Regions from separate parts of the Homo sapiens genome. Here region 1 is linked to region 2. Evidence: chromatin loops called from intact Hi-C (ENCODE). Cell type or tissue: heart left ventricle. All regions are shown on one strand. Links, peaks and the distances in the headings refer to the core of each region. The heading gives the core; the rest is flanking DNA.

What was found. A loop is a pair of places that touch in the nucleus more often than their neighbours do. Peaks named below come from ENCODE experiments on the same cell type or tissue, not always from the same donor. Only the 100,000 strongest peaks of a DNase experiment are listed, where the experiment ranks them.
Region 1: a loop joins it to region 2, with 4 times the contacts of the local background. A loop is called at or near these places in 5 of 110 quality-filtered maps.

Annotation. Positions count from the first base shown.
Region 1 is chr16:89,041,978-89,057,894 of GRCh38, reverse strand. No RefSeq gene overlaps it. Among named protein-coding and RNA genes, the nearest start is that of ACSF3, 44 kb to the left of the region's middle. In heart left ventricle, for the core only: no CTCF peak of the experiment used is centred there; DNase peaks (open chromatin) are centred at 4,754, 6,984, 7,594, 8,044 and 1 weaker place; H3K27me3 peaks cover 4,356 bases.
Region 2 is chr16:89,103,042-89,109,837 of GRCh38, reverse strand. All of the region lies in intron 4 of ACSF3 (acyl-CoA synthetase family member 3), which reads right to left. Among named protein-coding and RNA genes, the nearest start is that of ACSF3, 13 kb to the right of the region's middle. RefSeq lists an enhancer at 4,512-4,561. In heart left ventricle, for the core only: no CTCF peak of the experiment used is centred there; DNase peaks (open chromatin) are centred at 4,147 and 4,417.

The DNA.
Region 1 (15,917 bases), core at 4,743-9,742, 55 kb after region 2:
GGCCCCTCCCCTACTCTCTCATCCTGACTCCGCAGGGCCCTGCTGGGCACACGCCTCTCTGCCTCTCACCAATGCCCAGTGGTCCACACCCCAGCTCAAGGCTGAGCAAGTGGTCTGGCAGGCACCCTCCCTCCACCCTGCATCTGTCCTGCAGACATCTCAAGGGGAGGAGAGGAGGACAGGAAGGAGGGCAGGGGCTCCCGCGTCCACCTGGGAGGAGGAGAACAGGAAGGAGGACAGGGGCTCCCACATTTCACCTGGGAGGAGGACAGGAAGGAGGACAGGGGATCCCGTGTCCACCTGGGAGGAGGAGGACAGGAAGGAGGACAGGGGCTCCCACATTTCACCTGGGAGGAGGACAGGAAGGAGGACAGCGGATCCCGCGTCCACCTGGGAGGAGGAGGACAGGAAGGAGGGCAGGGGCTCCCGCGTCCACTTGGGAGGAGGACAGAAGGAGGACAGGGGATCCCGCGTCCACCTGGGAGGAGGAGGACAGGAAGGAGGGCAGGGGCTCCTGTGTCCAGCTGGCTTTGCCCACTCTCTCTTGGGCTGGCACTGCTGAGTGCTTTGTGGGCGCTGGGGCTGGTGACCTCGAGGACAGCTGGGATTGGTGGAGGTAACCCAAGATGAGAGTCCAGGCCTTGGACAAGTGACCTCTCCCCGCTGGGCCTGCTGCCTCCTGCGTGAAGTGGGACAGCCAATCCCAGCCCTGCAGAGAGGTGGGAAGAACGGATAACCCAGGGCTGGCTGGCCCCACAGCCCTGTGAGGACGTCCTGACATTGCCGTCGGCCCAATTCCTGAATGCACTAAGGCAGGAGTGGTGGTCGCTCTGAGGCACAGGCTGTCCTCATGAGGTGGAATCCAAGGTGTTGGGGGTGCCACTGAGAACCCGAGGCTCTAGAGGGCTGCCCCCAGCATCACTGGGCATGGCTGGGAAAGTGCTGTCAGTGCAGCCAAGGGCCAAGGCACCTGGGACCCCACGATTGCCTGAGAACTCTCTTCCTGAGCGTGGCCCGCTTCACTGAAGACGGGAAGGCCGCTGCCAACGAGGCTGGCTATCCGGGCTGACCCGGGTGCCCTGCCTCCCTCCAATCTTAACTGTCAGCCACCAGGAGGGTCTGCAGGGTGGGCCATGGGACCCTGGCTCTGCACTGATGCTGGCTGCCATGGCCGTGTGGAGGAGCAGGGTGGGGTGACCAGGTAGTTCCCAGCAGAAGGAACCCATTCGCTGGTCCCCAGGGCTCACCTAGGGGCTGACACTGAGGCTTGATGGAATGGAGGGTGCCCAGCACTGAGCGTGGCACACCCAGAGACACGCACACCAGGCCCACAGTGACAAGCAGTGCCACGTGGGGACTCAGGGCAAGACAATCACACTCATGCTGTCACACACGTGTGCAGGCAGGTGCACATGGCCAGTGGTGCTGGAGCCGCCTGAACCGGTTGTGGGAGCCGATGGGGCTCCCCTCTTCCCCACTCCAAACTGAGTGACATCACATCATAATTGAGTTACATCATGTCATAGCTTGAAGTTGGTGGGAGAGTTTACACCACAGAAATGGACGAACATTGCCAGGCAGGGCTGTTGCAGGTTTTGGGTTCCTGCCTACCAGCACCTACTGCAGCACGGTCACATAAACAGGTGCACACGGACACACACGCCTAGACACACATGCATTCCTGCACATTCATGGAGGCTCATGGGCACACACGCAACCCTGCATGCTCACAGTGGCTCGTGGTGTGTATGCACCTGGTGGATGCTCACGGACCACACACACGGGTGGCGCACTCTCCCACGTGCTCACAGGCGGATGCACGCCTAGGATCACCCGCATGTGACTCTGCACACACTTGGAAGTCCACCCACGCTCACGCACACACACAGGCGGGGCACGCAACATCACAGCCAGAGCACCCGGACCCGGCCACCGCACATGGCTGTACAGTGACATTTAACCTGCTCTGGGGATGGGGCTTTGGCTGTGGCACTGGCCCTGATGTTTGAATCTGGGGGTTCACTGAGCCCTCACATCCTACTCAGGAAGCTGAGGTACAGACGTGCGAAGCTGAGCCTGTTGTCTGCACATCTCTGCACGTGTGGGACCAGCAAGAACCCCAGGACGGGCTCAGCCTCTGCTCCCAGCTCCAGGAGGCCAGGTGCCCTGCATGAGCCCGGGCAGGGAGGCCCACAGAGCCGTGAGCCCAGGAGAGGGGCCCCTTCTACAGCCATCAGGAGATGCCTCTCTTCCAGGGGTAGCAGCCTGGTGGCACCCGCTCGGGGAACTGGAGGCCCTGGCTGGGGAGGTGCTGACCCCGAGAGGCCTCGGAAGGTGTCGGGGCTCCTGAGACCCTGCCAGTGGTGCCCCGTGACGGAGGTGTGCGACCTGCCGGCAGCAGGGTGCTGACTCTCGATGGGGGTCCCCTGACTCAGCCCATCTGTCGGGGTGATGGGTGGAGCCCAGGTGGGGGCTGGCAGGGTGGGGGCTGAACACCAGCAGCTGCCCACACAGGGTTGGGGGAGGCCAGGCACTGATGGTTCCAGGCTCCGTCCCTCCCCGGCGGTCACTCCAGCCCATGGTGTCACTCTGTAGTCGGACTGTGGCTGCGGGAACGGCCCTTCTGCCTGCCTTGATCTGATCGCATCCTGAAGGGGTCCCAGCCCCACAGCTGGACACGCTGGTGGTTCATTGTCCCGAGTTCACATCTGCTCTTCGTTTCATTTTAGCAGGACGCGCCCAGGCACCCGGGAGGTTAAAGGAAAGGTCAGCGCCACGAGGGTGCTTGGCAGGTCTGTGCTGATTCCCACTGAGCGGCCCCGCACTCTGAACCTTCCCTTCTCTTCCAGATGAGCTGAGAACAGGCAGCAGCTGCAGAGGAAGGTGGGCTTTGCCCTTCTCCCAGCTCCTGCGCCTCACATCACATGCACCTGCAGCGGTCACAGTGGGCCTCAGACCTCAGGTCCTGCTGGGTAGCCACAGCGGGCCACAGAGCCACCTCCGGGACATGCAGGAGGAGCGTCCAGGCTGAGGGAACAGCCAGGGCTTCGGCGGAGGAGCTCCCAGAACATTTCAGGGGCAGCAAGAAGGCCCGTGTGGTGGAACAGAGTGAACCCAGGGAGGCAGCAGGGGCCGGGTTCCAGGGCAAGGCCACAAGGTCAGCTGAGTAGCCCAGGCCCCTGACCTCCCCAATCCCAGGGTTAGGCCGTACCTCCCAGAGCCTCCTCCAGCCTGGGGCCTGGGAATGCCCAATGCAGAGGAAGACCCAGGGGCCTGAGGTCAGAGGTTGCAGCCTAAATGCAAACTGTGACCAGGAGCAGCCTGGGTGGCACAGAGGGGGCGTGGCCTCGAGGGCGGGATGGGGCAGGGCCCAGGGTGGGACCTGTCAGACACGGGCTGGGAACAGGTGAGGGGAGTGACAGCCACAGGGCAGATGCCACAGGCAGCTCCCCGTTCACTCCCGCAGCTCCCAGCCATGCCCTGGGGGTTAACTCCCCGTTCACTCCCGCAGCTCCCAGCCATGCCCTGGGGGTCGGCTCCAGCCCTGTGTTCCTGCCGCAGGGCACCGGGAAGACGACGAGGTTCTGGGGAGCAGGGTGGCCGCAGGAGCCCCAGCCACGCAATCTGAGGTTCTGGGGTGTCCAGGGTATTGAGGCATCTCAGGGCCGAGTCTCGCGGTCCGTCCCGGAGGGTGTTCCTTGCTTGTCCATTGTGGGGCATTCCAGGGCTTTCTGAAGCTGAGGTTGTCCTTGGTTGGATAAAAAAAAAGTTAACGCTGTGAAGAGCATTGCGGTGCCTGAAAATGCCCAGAAGAGGCTTCTGCCACCAGGCGACCAGTGGCCAGGGTCGGCCGCCTTCAGGCGAGCGGGTGTGAGGGGGCTGGTGACCCAGATGCAACCTGTCCTGGCCCGAGGACCCAGCGCATGGAGGGGCAGGGAGCCATCCTGGAGGGGCCTCACTCAGTCCTCCAGCACCTGCCCGCCCTTCTCCCTGCACCGCACCGTCCACGAGTCACAGGGAGACGGGCCCCCCAGCACCCGCCCGGCCTTCTCCCTGCACTGCACTATTTGCAAGGCTCGGGGAGATGGGCCCCCCAGCACCCGCCCGGCCTTCTCTCTGCACTGCACCATCCGCGAGGTGTGGGGAGACGGGCTTGGGTTGTCTTCTAGGGTGACGTGGTGGCCGTTGGTGGCCGTCAGGGCAGGGTGGCCACTCCCTTGGCTCTTCCTGGCTCCTCGCCCACCTTGCGGAGGGAGCAGCCTCATCCTCAGGGCTCGGACACCAGCTCCACCTCGCGGCGCCAGGTCACTCCATGCAGGAAGAGGAGCTGGAGGCTATGACCGCCGGCTCTGTCCCCAACACCTCGTCTCCCCGATGCCCGGGAGTTGTCACCTGCGTCTCCAGGGTCAGAGGTCATGCATAACCAACATGGGGCTCTTCAAGCAAGGGAGGCGACAGAGACAGCGGGGTCAGCACAGAGCAAGTGCCGGCAACCGCTCTCTAGCAGGAGCCTGGCCGAGGCTCTGTTCCACCCCGTCCTCAGCCTGAGGCTGGCCTTTCACGTCCAGTTGGGATGCCCTCTGGCCCTCAGACGTAGGTCAGGACTCCCGGACTGTGCCCATGGCAGGCAACAACCCCCGGGGTCATCCCGCCAGACTCTCGGCCAGCCCTGCTGTCTTGCCAGCCGCCGTGTCCGCACAGGAGCCAGGGTTGGCACTCGATGAATAAACGCCTTTCAAGAGAAGAAACGCAGGGAGCTGGGTGTGGTCACCGTGGCAGACCGTTGGGGGAGGCGGGGGGCTGGGCAGGGGACAGGGTGGCCGGGGCTGGCGTGTGTCCCAGGGGACCTGGCAGGGGAAGGTACGCCCAATCAGGAGGCTCCTCGATGTGACGTGGATCCGTGTTTCCTCTTCTTCTTCCTGGTGGTTTACGTAAGAGGGAGAGCAATGGGGACGGGCAGGGACAGAGCTGCGGGCTGAGGTTCCTCCGTTCGGCGAAGCCCCTTCTCTCTGCCCCCGCCTGCTCTGGGCTTTCTTGGCTATGTCTGCTCCTGACAGGAGGGATGTGTGTTGCCAGGGGTGGGGGCTTGGCGTGTGTGCGTGTGAGAATATGTGTGTGTGTTTAAAATACAAAAAAAAAAAAAAAAGAAGCGTGCCTATACTCAGCCGCGAGACGCTGGCCAGCCTCCATCCGTGCCAACTCCCCTCCGAGCTGGCACTGGGGACTCCGGAGGCACGGGGAGGAGGAAGGTGCGGGCAGCTTGCGGTGAGGATGGACGCGTGCCACCGACGTATGCCAGCGGCTGCAGGGGGCCAAACGCCTATCCACAAAACCCACCGCGATCGCTGGCAGCCGTGGCGGGAGGCGGCAGCAGTTGGCAGAGGTGCCAGGGAGGGCCGGCTGGGGCAGGTGGATCCTGGCAGCAGCAGCGCAGGTAAAGCGTGCGGGCTCGCGGGGTGTGGGCGCCTGGCATCTGCGTCGGGTGCCAGAGGCCGGGGCCGGATCTTGGCCTGGCTCTGGGTTGCAGGGCGTGGCAGCATCAGGGAGGGCTGAATCCCGCAGGGTTCTGGGCCAGCCTGGTAGAGGACGGCTCCTCTCGGCTTCCCCAGCGTCGCCCTGGGGCCTGTTTCCAGCTGTGCTTGGCCCTTCGTCCTCCAGGGAGCTCGGTTGGGTGGGCTCGGTGGGGCCAGCATGGGGTCGGCCACATCACCTCCGCCTGATGCCCTGTGGGCCCCCAGGGCCAGGTCTCCTCTGCCCAGTTCCGTATAGTCCCCCAGATGGTCCCCAAATGTTGGTCGCTGTCCCCATGCGTGGGCTGCAGGGCTGTATCTTGGGGCCCAGGGCTCCTAGGGGAGTGCGTCTGCCTTCCCTCTCGTCTTCCCGGAGCCCCCGCCCCACCTCTTGCTCCCAGCCTGGCTTGGTGCCTCAGAGCCTGTGCGGAACGATGGGACAGACGCCAAACGTGTGGTAGCAGGAGTGCGGGTGACGGTGCAGCAAGCCCAGCTGCTGAGGGTGGGAAGGAGCCCGAGGTGAGGGACTCCCCAGCAGCTCCAAGGCAAAGTCCTGCTGCCCTTCCCAGCAATTACAGGCTGGGCAGAAAGAGCTGGGGGCCGTGGGAGAGGGGATTTTCACCTGCAGAAAGGTGGGTGACACCCAGGTGGGCCAGCGTGGAGCTGGCAGGGCTGGGGGTGTTAGTCCCGGCGTCTGGCTGTGGCCCCTCAGCGTGATCCATGGCGAGCAGGATGGCAGAGGCTGCCAGCCACAGCATCAGCTGGCAGAGGCTGGCACCAGACCCATGCCCTGGCAGGAGCATGGCACAGAGGGGCCCTGGCTGTGCCGGGGGCTCTGGGCTGGCCGCTGTCCCAGTCAATGCTCTGGGCAGCCAATCCAGTCCCAGAAAGAAGGTTGCACTGGAGGGGCGATTAGAGCACATGGGCAGGGGCTGGGGTAAAGATGGCTGGGTGGCTGGGCCCCCAGCTCCTCCAAGCCCGGGAGGAGGTTAGGCCCATGGACCTTAAAACTCCGAGCCTAGAGTCGGGCTGGCCCACAGGAGCCTCCACCTTGAAGGGGCTAGGAGGGGCCTCTGAGGCCAAGGTCAGGAGCCCGGGCTGGGCTGAGGGGCAGGGAGGGCTGGGGGGGCGGGGGAGGGCAGTGGTCATCTGGTCCAGACGCCCAGGGGTCGGGCAGAGGTCGGGAACACAGGGTCCTGGGGTCGGACAGAGCCGGCAGGACTGAAGGCCCACGAGGGGTCTGGGCTGTGCTTCAGAGCTTCAGGGAAAGGCTCAGAGCCCCGCAGAGGCCCAGCCTGAGACATCCCGGGGGCGGAGGTGCGGCGGGGCTCCCAGGGACTGGCCATCCTCAGCCTCCTCTTCCCCTTAAGCCCCGGGAGGCGCTGCTGTGGCGGCTTCAGTCCGACTCTGGCCAACACTTCATGACGGGGGCTTCCCCTTGGAAGTGCTGGCGGTGGGGTCATCCCGGGTGGGCCTTGGCGCAGGTGAGCTTCCCCAGTGGCCGCCTGGACCCGGCCCTGCAGTCCCTGCCCTCAGATGGCACAGGCGTGGAGGGCGGGCAGGGTGGGCCCCAGCATGGGTGTCAGTGGGATAAACACTCAGGCAGGGGGGCTCCGGGGATTTGGGGACACAGCAGTGGCCCTGGCCCCTCAGGCTCAGGGGTGGGGGGCGGGGCACAACACATTCCAGGATTCCCAGAGGAGACTTAGATGGGCGAGGTGCTGGCTGGAACCCTGGCTTGGGTCTGCACTGGGTGGGATGGCAGCACCTGTGGGTCCCAGGCCTCAGTCGTGAGGAGAGTGGCATGAGTGGATGCCCCTCCCTCGAGGGCCCCAGGGGACCTGAAAATGGCATGGAGGGTGGGACAAGCTGGAAGCTGCGGCCCCCACGATGGAGACTGGGGACCGGGCTTCTCCCGCTCTGCTGGGCAAGGTCCCCCCCCCAACCTCTCACCCCCCACCCCTCACCTGCAGGCCTGAACACCCAGCAGGCACCTCACCCACTGAGGGGCTTCCGGGGTCCTGGCTGCCCACTGGGCTTCCAGCAACAGGTGCAGGTCCCTCCGGCCCCAACCACAGCCCCGTCCCATGCCCCGGGTGTGTGCCGCCCCTGCGGCGCCCCATTCCAGCCCTGCCTGACCCAGGTCAAGACTGTCTCTCAGGCCCCTTCCCACCCTCAGCTGCTCTGACCCGGCCATGAGCCTGAGTAGGAAGGGTGGGCAGGGGGCTGTCCCGGGATCGAGGAAGTTGGCCCTGCCATCACCCCCACTGTTTCACCCACAGCTGCCCCTGCACAGGGCTGGTCTTTGTCAGGGGCGCAGCCTTGCTGGGCCACAGCAGAACAGGGGACCCTGCTGCCTGCCGCAGCCCTCCTCCCTCCACCTCCGAATTTCACAGTCCCTGCTTCCCGCGCCGGCTCGGAGCTCCCTAGAGACTCCTGCCAGATGTTCCTGGCAGCCTCACATCGCTTCCCTAATGAAATATTCATGGGCCTTTCTGCCTCTTGACATAAAGCCTTCTGCAGCTCCACGCACCATGGAGAGGGAGCTGGCCTCCCAACAAACCCTAGGAAGGAGTGGGCGCCCGGCCAGCCCCTCCCCCTGTGCCAACCCCGGCCGCCCACTGTGCCTCCCGAGACAGTGGCTGGGCCTCCGCCTCCCCTTTGCTCTGCTAAGGGTCAGGGGTCCAGCTGCTGCGCCCTCCCCCAGCCCAGAGGCCTCCCTGCCGCCTCCGCCTCCCGAGAGCCCAGTGCCAGCTGTGCGGGCACATCAGCCCTGGGGCTGGGCTCTGGAGGGAGGGCAGCCGCCACCCCGCATAGGAGGGAGCCAGTACCTGTGTGTCCAGGACCACCCTCACAGGCCCAGGGAGGAGGGGTTCTCCCTACCTCTTACTTCAGTACCTTGGTGGCCAAGAGCTCCTTACCCCATGCCAACAAGACCAGGCTCCTGGAGTCCACCTCGCCCCTAGCTGCATGGTGGCCAGCCTGGTCTTGCAGTCACCCGATGTCATCCGTCCACACCTCTGTCCCTGTGCTCACGCACACGGTGTGGGCACCACGCCGGGTTCTGTGCGTGGAGATCAGACTTCATGACGTTGAGCAAAACCTGCCCAGCCTTGCGCTCCAGGTATTCACGCCAGCCCCCACCAGGTCATGTGGGCGGAGGACCTCGGGGCAGGGGTGGTGAGGGCAAGAAGGACAAGACGGATGGAAAGTTCCAGGGCCTGGGAACTGTGTGAGGAGTAGAAAGCGGCCAGTCAGTGAGTCCTACACAGAGGGGACCTTTGTGCCCCAGGTCAAAGGAGAAGGGAGCGGGCCCCAGCCGAGTCCACACCAGCCTCTGCTCGGTCCACAGGCCCTGTCTGGCTCTGCTAGGTCTCCTCAGTCAGGAGGTCCATGAGACCCCGGCCCCGGGTTCTGGTCTGTAGGTGGTGGCCACAGCGAGGCCCCTCTGAGCGGGAGTCTGCCCCACATGGGGTGCCCTCTCCACGCGCCTGCGTGGCTCACCCTGGGCTCTGCTCTGCTGTGCAGGCAGGGGCCCAAAAGGCTTACCCGGGGGATCTAGGGCTGCCCCAGTCTCTGTGATTCCCGCGCCCCCTTGCTCCTGGCCTCTGGGTCAAGCCTTTGTCTTTAGCGGTCATCTCGACCTTAACTGTCACCTACAGTGGCAGGGAAACAGTTACCCTACCATTCACAGAGACAGTCTCAGCCTCCACATTTCGGGAGACAGAAGTTCAGAGAGGCCATGTTGCTTCCCTGAGGCCGCAGAGCCAGAAAAGAAGCTGCCTGGGCGCATCTATCCAGGAGCCCCGGCATCGTCACCAGGGCCACACAAGCAGCGAGGACCCTCCCGGGAACCAGCTCCCTGACTGGGACGCCCCAGCCCTCCTGAGCTCACTGCCCAGGGATCCGGCCAGTGCCCCTCCCCCATGCGGGCAGTGGGCTGGGACGCGCGGGGGGAGGGGGCTTGGGCCGCGTCGTCCCTCCGCCTCCCCAGGTCCCAGCCGTCTTGCTCCCTGAGCTGCTGGCGGGGTAATAAGCTCTGCGTGTGGTGTGGAAATAAAGCACGTTCCACGGAACAAATGGTGTTAATGTGCAGAAGCACTGCAGCCCGGAGTTACCCAGCGCCTGGAGGGCGGCGCGGCAGCTGCACCAGAATGAGCGGCTGCGCGGAGAATCAGCGAGGCCATACGTCCCCGTCCCCGTGGAGGGACAAAGCATCCCAGCCCTGGCCCCCAGCAGCGCCGGCCCTCCAGGCGGGAGGCGGTTCCAGGAAGTGAAGTGAGCAGGTGCTGGGACTCCCCTCCCCTCCTGGAGGCGCCTGCCCAGAGTAGTCAGTGACCACCCCTAGGTCCCACCTGACGGCCCTGCCTGGCCAGGTGTGGTGGCCACTGGGACAGCCTCCCTCAGACCCGAGGCCACTGCCTGTGGGGTCCAGCGGCCTTGTCCTGTCTCAGCTGCCATCACCCCACCAGGCCCCCAAAATGTGCTCTGGGGCCCATCCCGCCACAAAGCCTGGGGTCTCACTGCTCCTCTCCTAGAACGGCCACTTTTCTTCTTTACGCAGGGGTCACGCTCCAGGCCTTTCTCCAAGCCCTCCCCGCGCTGGGACGCATTTACCCGCCTGCCTGTTGACTTCGGCTGGCACCCACTCCTGGGCTGCTCAGAGCTGCTGCTCCCTGTTGATGAGCACTGTAGGTGGCTTCGAGATGCACGCCTCGGGACGATCTGCCTTCCTCCCCCGCCTGCCATTCCCGCACTGACAAACGTCTGCCCTGGGTGTTAGGAGCGAGGTGCACATTGCACCTTACATCCTCATGGGCGGCTCCAGGAGCCTCACTGCAGCTGATGAGTACTTAACACCATCATCCATCTGTGTGGCCGTTGGGGCTGGCACAGAAGCTCTGGATGCCTCTACCTGGAAACCAGGGCTGTTCTCCCTGGATGGCAGGAAGGAAGCAGGTGGGAGGCGGGCGGAGGTGCTTGTTCCACCGGCACTCCTGGGTTCTGAGGACATGGCACTTCCCCGCCTGTGTCTTGCTTTGGCCATAGGTTCTGAGCTTCTGCTTCTCCTCTGTGGGTACGAGGGCCGCTCTGGCATTATGTCTTCTAGACCTGCGCCTCCTTCAGACGTCAGGGCCGTGCACTCAGACACCTCCAGTGAAAGCTTTTGGGGTTTGGATGGATGGACAGATGGACAAATTAACAGCATTCTGCACTTGGAATGACAAAACTTTAGGCAAGAAAAGGGTCATTGGAGAATATCTAGTCCAACACTCTAATGGGATAGAGAGGGAAACTGAGGCCAGCAGAAAGCATGTCACCTGACCCAGTCACAGCCCTTGGATACAGAGGGAAACTGAGGCCAGCAGAAAGGATGTCACTGGACCCAGTCAGCCCTTGGATAGAGAGGGAAACTGAGGCCAGCAGAAAGTGTGTCACCAGACCCAGTCAGCCCTTGGATAGAGAGGGAAACTAACGCCAGCACAAAGGATGTCACCGGACCCAGTCAGCCCTTGGCCTAGGACCTGCAGACAGGCCACCTGCTGCTTCTGTGACCCCCACAGCCCAGACTCACACATCTTCCTCCAGGTCAGGGAGTGAAGGGGTCTGCAGTCCTCTCCAACTGAGGGCAGGGACAGTCTCTACGTCCTGAGACCCCAGGCCCCTGACCTACCTGCCGGCCTGCCTGGCAAGGGCACACCTATCAGGTTGCACCATAAGGCCACCGGGCTGGGTCTGACTCACCCACAATCCATCAGCCTGCTGGTCTTTACACATTCTGGGAGAGGCAAGAATCTCTGTAGTTGCTAAAACACTTCCTCTTGGTTATTCTGAGAACTAAAAACACACATTATTTGAAAGTCTTGGGTTTAGTCTAATCTAAACCCCTCAGGTCGTGACTTAAGCTCTGGCCTCAGAGGTCTCCATTTATGCTTGGATGAGCCACTCCTTTGGTCTTTGTCCCCTCACTGGAAGGCATGTCCATGAGGAAATGGGGAGAAGAATATAGAGCTATGAACTTGGAATTTTGGTGTCAGAAGGACCTAGGTTCAAGTTCAGGCTCTATCACTAGCTAGGGACCTCACTTTCTTCATCTGTAGACTGACGATAATAATAGTACATACCTCAAAAGAGCTGTGCAGATTCAAAGTGATCCTGTGTCTAAACCTTTCTGTATGATGTCTGGTACCAAGTGAATGCCCAGAAAACGGGTAAGGATTGTTGTGATGATGATGATGGTGAGGATGGGGATAATGATGATGGTGATGATAGGGATGGTGATGACTGTGGGGATGGTGGTGATGGTGATAGTGATGATGATGGTGATGATGATGGTGGAGATGATGGTGTGATGATGATGATGGTGATGGTGGGGATGATGATGATGGTGATGATAATGCTGCTGCTTGCAGCGTGAGTGGACTTGGATCAGTGTGTGGATCCTCCCAGGACTTCCTCGGAAGTGCTGGGCACACATTTCCAAAAGGAGCCTCCTTCTCATGTGCAGCTACAAATAGCATGTCTAGCAGATTGGGGGCTGCCTAACCAATCCTTTCATCAGCGTCCCCATGGACAGGTCTTTAAGAAAGCTAAGGTCAGGACCAGGTGCCATGGGTGCTCCAGAGATCCAGCACAAAGCTGTGTCCTGCAGGTGTTTAGAGACAAGTGGGAAAGACATGCTGGACTTTGGGAATGTTAAGCGTCCATGCTCCACAAGAATAAAAGAGGCCTCATGAAGCTTCACAAGAGCAGTGGCCCAGGGAGCGAGGGGAGAGACAGAAGGCTGGGCAGAGGCAGTCGGTCTGGACAGGGCCCTGAGACTGGTTACCTGAGACAGAGGTGAGGAAGAGGACGTGCCAGGAGAGGGCCCCATGGTGTGCAAACTGAGGGCTCCTGTGTCGTGTGGTAGGAGGTGGCTGGAAGAATGGGGTAGGACAGGCCCCCACAGGCAGGAAGGTTGGGTTTCTCCAGTAAATGCAGAGCGAGGCCCTGTGAGAAAGGGTTCCAGTCTGGCCCGTCTTAGCTTTCAGAGTCACGGCTCCCGAGCCTGCCTGCTCCTTACTGGCCCCGCCCATCTCTGATGCCAGGCAGCCTCTGGCCTCTGTTTCCCTCTTAGTCAAACTCCGACTTTGCAGAGAAACTCCGTTCTGAAGCAAAATTTTACTTACAATGGCAATTTATAGCACATCTGCTTGGGAGGGGCCGTGGCTGTCGGGGCTGGTGGTGAGGGTGGCTGCAGCGAGGGTCCCAAGTGCCCTGCCGCCCCCACCCGCCCTGCATGGAGGCCCCTTGGCAGAGCTCCAGGCTCTGCTTCACACGGCTGGCCTGAGGCCGCCTGTCTGGACCCAGTCCAGCCTCTGTGGCTCCTGCCGCCTGCCATGGCCTTCACCCTAGCACCCCCATCTGAGGTTCTGACCTCTGGATATGAGCACCAAAGGCTCCTGGGGAAGCTCTATGTGCCAGGCTGGCAACGTGGGGTTCCGCAGTGGGGAAAAGGGGGTCTAGATGGTTGCTCATGGGCCCCCCTCTTCCCTCACCTTGGACCAGGGTGCAGAGCCGACTGCTAGTTGCTGCAGCCCTTTCCCGGGCCAGGGGGTGGCCGGCGGTCACTGCCGGGTTCCATCTGCTGGATGCAGGAGAGTGGCTCCAGATGCACTGGGAGGGCCGCGTTCGAATGTCAATTCCATCTTCTCACAATCATTTTCCGCATCTTCTTAGTGCCGGGCGAACGCAGCCTGCTCGTTTGAATGCATAATTAGCCCAAGCATTCTACCTCGCTAATTTCAAGGCAGGGGAAGGGAATGGAGGGGGGCTTGGGAATTTGCATATTAATTTAGCCGAGGGAGAGAAAAATTGTTTACCACTTCCTTCACACAGTTGCTCACAGAGGACTTAACTCTTTCCTGCTCCGCGTCTGGGGCTTGGGGGAGAGGGTGTGCATGGGAGGTGCGGCCAGCCCTCCCGCTGCGTCCACTCCAGGGCGGTCCCTGCACACAATGTGCTGGGCTCAGCCACAGCCCCCTTTCTTTGCAAGGACCACATGGGGGCTGTCTGGGTGCCAAACATGTACGGACAGGGGCTGCTGGGGACGCCCTCCTCGGCTGGTCCTCACCTGCAGTTTTCAGGAGCCAGAGACACCTGGATCCACAGTGTTCATCTATTTTCTCCACAATGCTCCCCCAGCCCCAGATCGGGCATCAGTACAGTGCTGGGTAGAGGGGGGGCACACACGCTGCCCCCACACCAGGGTGACAGGGGCAGCCGGCAGAGGGTGAGGTCCTGCAGAACCTTTGAGTCAGGGAGAGTAAGCGTCCACTGGGGGAGTCAAGGCAGGCTTCCTGTAGGAGGTGGTATCTTCCCTGGGCCTTGTAGGGTAAGCATGCTTCTCCAAGCGAGGGTGCAGGTGACTGGAAGGTCCTGGGGCCTAGGGCCACACCAGAGACCCTTGGGGAGTCTGGGCCATTTATCCTGACCCGATTTGAGTGAGGGCTTGTGAGGTCTCAGAAGTCGGGAAGGCTTGTGCAGGGCTCGGATGGTGGATTGCGGCCTGTGCCAGCAAACAGCCCAACTGCTCCTCGCCCCTGTCTAGTCTGTGGAGTGGAGAATAATTCTAAGGGTTACTAAGAGGTCTGCAGCGCATCCCCTTGGAAAGGGCCTGGTGCCCCACACCAACCTGGCAATACCGGTTCTCCCAGGAGATGGTTTCCACATCTGTGTTTCTATATAGAAATGATCATCCACCTGCATTCGACACCCCCAGGCACTTGTGAGACCAAATGGGGAGAGCGCATGGTGTTTTGCACGGCCCTGCCCCAGCCCGGGAGGTGCTGGACAGGAGCCACCCGCTGTCATGTCTCCTGATGGCAGCCATGAGGCTTGCACGGGGTCCCCGTGTTCCTGTTGTGCACAGATGCCGCCTGGATGGCAGAGCTCGGCTCCGTCTTCTTCAGGACAGGGAAGGCTCTGCTGCTGGGAGGGGCTGGCATGTCAGGAAGGGCCATGTTGGGGGACGGGAGGGCAGCTGCCGGGGGCTTTAAGCACCCATGGCGGGGAGGGTGGTGGCAGACAGAGAGGGCCATGAGCGGGAATGGAAGGATGTCAGAGGCGGGGACGAGGCTGAGCGAGCAGAGCTGAGATGGTCTCTGCGGGGTGGAGGCCAGGCCGGCCCAGACCTGGCCACTCTCATGGTGACTTTAGGCTACTCCCTTCTCAGTTTCTTGATCTGTAGCTTGAGAGGCCGGTCCCATCCTGAGCCACGGCAGGCATGACGGATCAATCATAGAATCTTCTCCCGCCACCTCACGGGAATTCCAGGACGCCACTGCTCGTCAATTCTCCCTGGCAGTCGGGCGGCCCCTGTTTGCCACCTGGGTTAGATGAGTTCCAAGACGCCCTCATGCCTGGGCCCACTCAGGGCTAATCTATGCCCCCCACACAGGTCACCCAGGAGCCCACGGGCCTCAGCGTTGAAGACCCCACAACGGCTGTCTCCAGTGAATAGGAGCAACCTCAAGCTCTCTCCATGACGGCCGCAGAGCCTGGAGACCTGGTGCAGACCCCTCCTGCTCCCCCCAGCAGCTTCACAGCAACCAGATGCATGGGGTCTGCACCCTGGCAGGCCAGCCCCACACCCATCACTGCACCCTGGCAGGCCAGCCCCACGCCCATCGCTGCACCCTGGCAGGCCAGCCCCGCGCCCATCGCTGCACCCTGGCAGGCCAGCCCCGCGCCCATCGCTGCACCCTGGCAGGCCAGCCCCGCGCCCATCGCTGCACCCTGGCAGGCCAGCCCCGCGCCCATCGCTGCACCCTGGCAGGCCAGCCCCGCGCCCATCGCTGCACCCTGGCAGGCCAGCCCCGCGCCCATCCACACGCCTGGGAAACCCCAGCCACACGCCTCCACCCGCTCCCATCTCAGCAGCACACTGTGACCCAAACACGGGCTGTGGGTTCAGAGACCTGGGTTCCGGAAGTCTAAGCTCAGCTGCTGACTGCCCTGTGACCAACGGGTCAGCCCCCACCCTGCACTTCTGTCCACACATCGTGGCGACCTGCTGGTCACCGGCCACGCCTGGCACACAGGATGTGCTCAGTAAAGCCTGGGCTCGTGAGTGCCACGCACAAGTTCAACAGAGGAAGCTGCAGAGCAACGGCTACGCAGGCCAGGACGGGAGGCCCGGGGAGGCCAAGGGCATGCTGAGGCCAGGACGGGAGGCCCGGGGAGGCCAAGGGCATGCTGAGGCCAGGATGGGAGGCCCGGGGAGGCCAAGGGCATGCTGAGGCCAGGACGGGAGGTCCGGGGAGGCCAAGGGCATGCTGAGCCCAGGACGGGAGGCCCGGGGAGGCCAAGGGCATGCTGAGCCCAGGACGGGAGGCCCGGGGAGGCCAAGGGCATGCTGAGGCCAGG
Region 2 (6,796 bases), core at 1,600-6,599:
AGGCGGGAGGATCCCTTGAGCTCAGGAGTGTGAGGCCAGCCTGGGCAACATAGGGAGGCTCTGTTTCTGCAAAAATAATTTAAAAGGAAAAAAGTAAAAATAAACACAAAAAATGCTCAACATCTGGCCGGGTGCGGCGGGCTCACGGCTATAATCACAGCATTTTGGGAGGCTGAGGCAGGCAGGTTACTTGAGGTCAGGAGTTCAAGACCAGCCTGGCCAACACGGTGAAACCTGGTCTCTATAAAAATACAAAAAATTAGCTGGACCTGGAGCTGTGCGCCTGTAATCCCAGCTGCTGAGATGGCTGAGGCAGGAGAAGCGCTTGAACCCAGGAGGCGGAGATTGCAGTGAGCCGAGACTGAGCCACTGCACTCCAGCCTGAGCGACAGAGTGAGACTCCATCTCAAAAAAAAAAAAAAAAAAAAAAAAAAGCTTAACATCAGTAGTCATTAGGGAAACGCAAACTGAAGCCAGTGACAAGTGTTGGCAGGACGTAAAGAAATGAAAACTCTCATACGCTGCTGATGAGAACGTACAGCAACACAGCCATTTTGGAAAACAGTTTGCCAGTTTCTTTTCTTTTCTTTTTTTTTTTTTTTTTTTTTGAGACAGTCTTGCTCTGTTGCCCAGGCTGGAGTGCAGTGGTGTGATCTTGGCTCACTGCAATCGCCGCCCCCTGGGTTCAAGCAATTCTCCTACCTCAGCCTCCCGAGTAGCTGGGATTACAGGTGTGAACCACGGTGCCTGGCTAATTTTGTATTTTTAGTATAGACAGGGTTTCACCCTGTTGGTCAGGCTGGTCTCAAACTCCTGACCTCAAGTGATCCACCTGCCTCGGCCTCCCAAAGTGCTAGGATTTCAGGTGTGAGCCACCGTGCCCGGCCAGTTTGACAGTTTCTTAAAACATTAAACAGAAAGTCACCATACAACCCATCAATTCTATCCCTCTGTGTCTATGTAAGATGAATGAATGTCTACAGAGATTTATATGTAAATGTTCATAGCAGCATTATTCATAATAGCTCCAAACTGAAACAGTCCAAATGCCCATCAGATGGTGAATGGATGAGGAAAATGTGGTATATCCATATGATGAAGTACTATTCAGGAACAAGTTATTAATACACACAGTAGAACATGGATGAAACTCAGAACCATCCTGCAAGTGAAAGAAGCTGGAATAAAAGACTGAGTGTGACACGCCCCATTTGCACACGCTGCCATCTCAAACAAGGAAATCCTAGAGGCAGAAAGCAGATTCGTGGTTGCCAGGGGCTGGGAATGGGGGGAAATGGACACTGGTTTGAGGTAATGGCTACTTAATTCAAAATTTACAATAATGAATTTTGCGGTGTGTGAACTGTATCTCGATAGAGCTGTTTTTGAAAAGGGAAGGTGCAATAAAAACATTTTCAGTGAAACAAAATTGAGGGATTTGTTGTCAGCAAAGCTGCACTACAAGAACTATTGAAAAGAAGTTCTCCAGGCTGAAGGGAAACAAGTTGGGGGAAGCACAGTGCTTCGCGGAGAACCTCTGTAGGGACAAATGAAGGCACCAGAAGAGGAGACATGTGGGGAATTTAACAAATTTAAGGACTCCTGATATGGTTTGATGGCATCCCCACCCAAATCTCAACTTGAACTGTATCTCCCAGAATTCCCACGTGTTGTGGGAGGTGCCCAGGGGGAGGTAATTGAATTATGGGGGCCGGTCTTTCCTGTGCTATTCTCATGATAGTGAATAAGTCTCATGAGATCTGATGGGTTTATCAAGGGTTTCCGCTTTTGCTTCTTCCTCATTTTCTCTTGCCACCGCCATGTAAGAAGTGCCTTTTGCCTCCCACCATGATTCTGAGGCCTCCCCAGCCATGTGGAACTGCGAGTCCAATTAAACCTCTTTTTCTTCCCTGTCTTGGGTATGTCTTTATCAGTAGTGTGCACACGGACTAATACAGTAAATTGGTACCAGCAGAATGGGGCTGGGGGCGTATGAAACATGCAGCCACATTTGGGGCTGGGGTGTGTGAAACATGCAGCCACGTTTGAGAACTCTTCCGCAGTTTCCACTGAAATGAAACATACATCTAGCCTGTGAGCCGGCACTGGGAGTTGCGGATCCAAGGGAACTGTCCACAGGGACATCTGTGTGAGAATGTTCATAGCAACCGTGACTTCTAATAGCCACAAACTGAAAACAATCTCAAGTCCTTCAAGAGCAGAATGGATAAGCGCACTGTGGCTTCTGCACACCAGGAAATACAACACAGCAACGTAAAAAGAACAAACTGCATTTGATGTAACACACAGATCAACAGCACAGTGAACCAGAAACACAAACGTGACACTGAGGCACGGAAAACGGAGCACGCGTGTAGCAGGATGGTGCCGAGGCGGGGAGAGCACGCGTGTAGCAGGATGGTGCCGAGGTGGGGAGAGCATGCGTGTAGCAGGATGGTGCTGAGGCGGGGACAGCATGCACGCAACGGGACAAGGCTGAGGGGCAGGGAGCAGGCGCGGAGGTGAAAGACACGAAGGACGGTCTTTCTTGGAATTCATCCAAATCTTCAGAGGGCAGCTGCTGCCCTAAAGAAGGGCACTGAGAGCCGAGGGTGACCTTCTTCCTCCAGCACATCCCAATGTGTTGCCACACTTCCAAGACGTGAAAGACCTGGAGGCCCCCTGAAGGGCGCCATAACATTTGACTAACTAGCAAGTGCTTCTGAGGTGGCAGGAGCAGGCCTGTTGCTCTAACCTGAGCTGCCACAGCACAGACCCTGCCAGATGGCAGCCCTCCTGAGTCCATGCTGCGATCCTGAGGAAGTCGGCCAGGGCAGTGCTGTTGGAGACGAGTGACTGATCTGAGCCTCTGGCTGTCTCGTCAGTGGTGACTTTGATCTCCAGAGGCTGTGGCTGCACATCCATCTTCCGGCATCCTCCTCCTCTCCCCCAACCCCATCCGTCACCTGCAGGCACTGACACCCACGGCCCTCTGTGCAGGATGACTTGAAGACACCGCGTCTGAGATCGTTCAGCACCACCGCAGGTGTCTGGTCACCCCACACTTGTATCCTACACATTCTTCCACACAATCTTAGACAAAATCCCAAAGTTCAATAACGCTGACAGCTGGATTTTACACATAGAAATTCCTAAAGTTGGAAAACCCTGAAACTTGGAGTTTATGGAAAAGAGTTGCAATCCTTTGTAGCCACAGCATCAAATTTGTTTAAATATTAAGTTTTCAGCTGGGCATAGTGGCTTACGTCTGTAATCCCAGCACTTTGGGAGGCTGAGGCAGGTGGATCATGAGGTCCGGAGTTCTAGACCAGCCTGGCCAACATAGTGAAACCCCGTCTCTACTAAAAATACAAAAAATTAGCTGGCTGTGGTGGCAGGTGCCTGTAATCCCAGCTACTCAGGAGGCTGAGGCAGGAGAATCGCTTGAACCCAGGAGGCGGAGGTTGCAGTGAGCCGAGATCGTGCCACTGCACTCCAGCCCGGCTAACAGTGCGAGACTCCATCTCAAAAAAAAAAAAAATTAAGTTTTCACAGCATAGTTTAAAGAAAAATCCCAAGTAAGTGTCAAAAACGGTGAAGGTCTGAGGCTTTCCCGTGTCCGTTGAAGGTCTGAGGCTTTCCCGTGTCCATTAATGAGCCAGTCTGCAGTGTCTGGAAGATGACAGCAGATCCCCAGGCAGAGACCCCAGGGTAGACACTCTCGGAGCAGAAATCCCTGGGCAGACGCCCTTGGGACACAGACCCCAAGGCAGGGACCCCCTGGCAGATGCCCCTGGGCAGAGACGCCGCAGCAGCAGCTCCCAAGCCGTGTGCCTGTGGGCACTGGAAAGGGCCAGGTGGTGTCATTCATGCAGTGCTGGAGAAGCAGCAAGACCAGAAAGCCCAGATCCTTGACAGCTGGCCTGCGCCAGCACCCACACCCACCTGCCTCTCGCCCTGAGGGTAACACACTCTTTACTTGGGAGGATGGAACCAACCTGCCCTCCGGGACGATGGAACCAACCTGCCCTCAGCTCCCTGGGAGATGTTCTGCCTCTGCCCCTGCCAGCTGCATCTCGCCCTGGCACGGTCCACGACAATGGCCGTTGCTGCCTCTGCCCAAGTGACCATGGTAGACCAGCCACCGTCAGCGCCCGGGCAGCCCCCAACAGAGGTTCAGGGCCAGGCTGCCAAGGAGCAGAGGCCAAGGTGGGGCAGGTTGAGGGGGCCCAGTCACAGGCACAGAAACTGACACCCTGGACAGAGCTGACCGCCAAAGGAAAGGAGGAGCTTAAGGCGGAGAGGAGGGAGCTGCCCCGTCAGAGGAGCCCCCAGAGACACAGCAAAGGCATGGAAGTTCCCTACACACCAGGCGCTGCACCACCCACACAGTGCACTCACGGGGAACTCACTGCAGCAAAACCACTTTGACTCAGCAGACGTTCACCAAGGACAGCTGTGTCCATGCAGGGCGCACCCCAGAGAGAGCCGCAAGGAGGGTCGGGTCACTGAGCCAGATCCCTACCAGGGGAGCCAGGAAGGCCTGGAGCAGAGCGCCAGGCAGATGTCTCCGGGATGGACCACGCAGATGAGGCAGCCGCAGTGTCTGCCATCTTAACAGACTGCTGTGTCGCAGCTGGGGTCAGGGCTGAGATGTCTGTGAAAAATAAGGACTGAAGCCAACAAGAATGTGGAATGTGTTAGGGAGACGGGGCCCTCAGGGAGGCTCTTCAGGGGGTGACCCTGGCGACGGGGCCCTCAGGGAGGCTCTTCAGGAGGTGACCCTGGCGACGGGGCCCTCAGGGAGGCTCTGTGGCTACAGGCGTCCTGAAGAGCAGTGGAGGGAGCTGACGGCTAATCACGCAAGTGTGCTGGCAGCCACCTCTCTTTGGCACGGTAGTAACTGCTAGATTTTAAAGAGGTCTTTCTCTAAAGCCCAATGTTATCATCTGTGAAGAAACAGGCTCACTTGCTCGTACAAAGCTGTTCTACATACTGGCTTCTCTTGTGAGACCTTGCCTCCAGTGGAGGCTAGAGAAGAGCCCCTTCTCTTTTCCAAGTTTGTGCCCACTGTGAGCCGGCCTCCAACCTTATTTTCCGGGGATGAGACTGAAGGTCAGAGAGGTGGAGGGCCAGAAAAGCTGCCTTCTCTCCACCTCCAGCCACCGTGTGGGGCTGGATGCCCTGCAGAGAAGAGGATGGGCCTCTCAGCGGCAGGAGAAGCAGAGGGAAGGTGGGCAGGGCTGACTGCTTGCAGGGACCCCTTCCTGGCGAAATTCACACCTGACTAGGGTTTGGGTCCTGAGCTCCCGGTCAGAGGCCTCAGAGCTCCACACAGCCTTCGATGGGGCCAGAAAGACTTCAGACAGGAAGAGTCCTGGCAAGAGCGGTGAGTGTGGGGCCGGCCACTGGTGGCTGCTGTGCTCTGGGCTTTAGGGCTGTGCCTCTGCTGGCCGGGACGTCTGCCCTGCAGAACAACCCCGCACAGACCAAGAGCCCAGTCCCAGGCATCTGGCCTCAGAGATGGGCTCCTCTGTGCTGAGAACCATCATGATACGATCCAAATTCTAAGGGCTTTTCCATACATTCACGTGTTAAACTTTTTTTCCTGTGAATAAAAGGCATATTCATTATACGGGCAGAGGCTGGTAAACGTCCATGGCCTCACCGGAGGGCTCTGCTTCACCACACCTGTGACATACGCACACCGTGTCCTTCCTGTGGGCTCAAGGCCTGCCCCTCATGCCCTCTGCAGCCTGGTGAGTGACTCTTGCCTGCAGTCAGCTAGAATGCACACAGGGCCACAGCAACTCCTAAAAGCCACCGCCATCCCCAACTGACAGGCGAGGCCCGATGCTGTGCACAGGGTCCCGCCTCGAGCCCAGGTCCTTTCCCTCCAAAGCAGCATCCCTGATCTGCCTGGAGACAGCCCTGCACAGGCAAGGCTGCGCGCAGCAGCTCGGCGATGACTGCTCCCACCCCAGCGCTCTGTGTGACCAGCACCGCGTCCTTCCCTCCCTGCCTGCTCCAAGGGAGACGCTACAGAGGAAGCCATGCAGAGAGGGGAGACAGAGACTCCACAGCAGCCCTTCAGCTGGGCCAATACTCCAAAGTAACCCTCCGCAGCAAGCAGCTCTCCAGCTGGGCCAGTACTCTGGAGTAACCGAGGGCTGCCACAGTGGCCACATCATAGCTCAAAGGGTCACGCCCTACGCCCTACACCCCGAATGTGTCACCTCTCGCAGTGGTGGGAACTGCAGGTGGATGAAGCGAAGGACCTCAAGATGGGAGATGATCTTGGAATATCCGCATAGGCTGCACAAAGGGAAGCCGAGGGAGCCCTGACTACGGAGAGAAGGCCGTGTGCCTGCAGAAGCAGAGCTGGACGTGAAGCAGCTGGAGCCAAGGGCACAGGCGGCCTCCAGAGCTGCAAGAGGCAGGAACGGACTTTGCCCTGGAGCCTCCTGACGGAGCAGCCCTACCACACCCAGCATCAGCTCCGCAAGACTCGTCTCAGAATCCTGGCCTCCAAGCATGTAAGAACAAACTCGCATTATTTTAAACCAAGCGCGTGAGCATTCGCCGCAGCCGCAGGAGCTCGCGGGCAGCAGGGCCTGTACAGTCACCTCCGCTCATCCAGTCTCACTATTCACGGTTTCAATGACGCGTGGCCCACTGCAGTCTCACAACAGACGAGCACAGTACCGGAAGGTATTTTGAAGAGAGAGAGCACTTTCACATAACTTGATTACAGTACATGGTTATAACTGTTCTGTTATTGTTAACCTCTTACTGT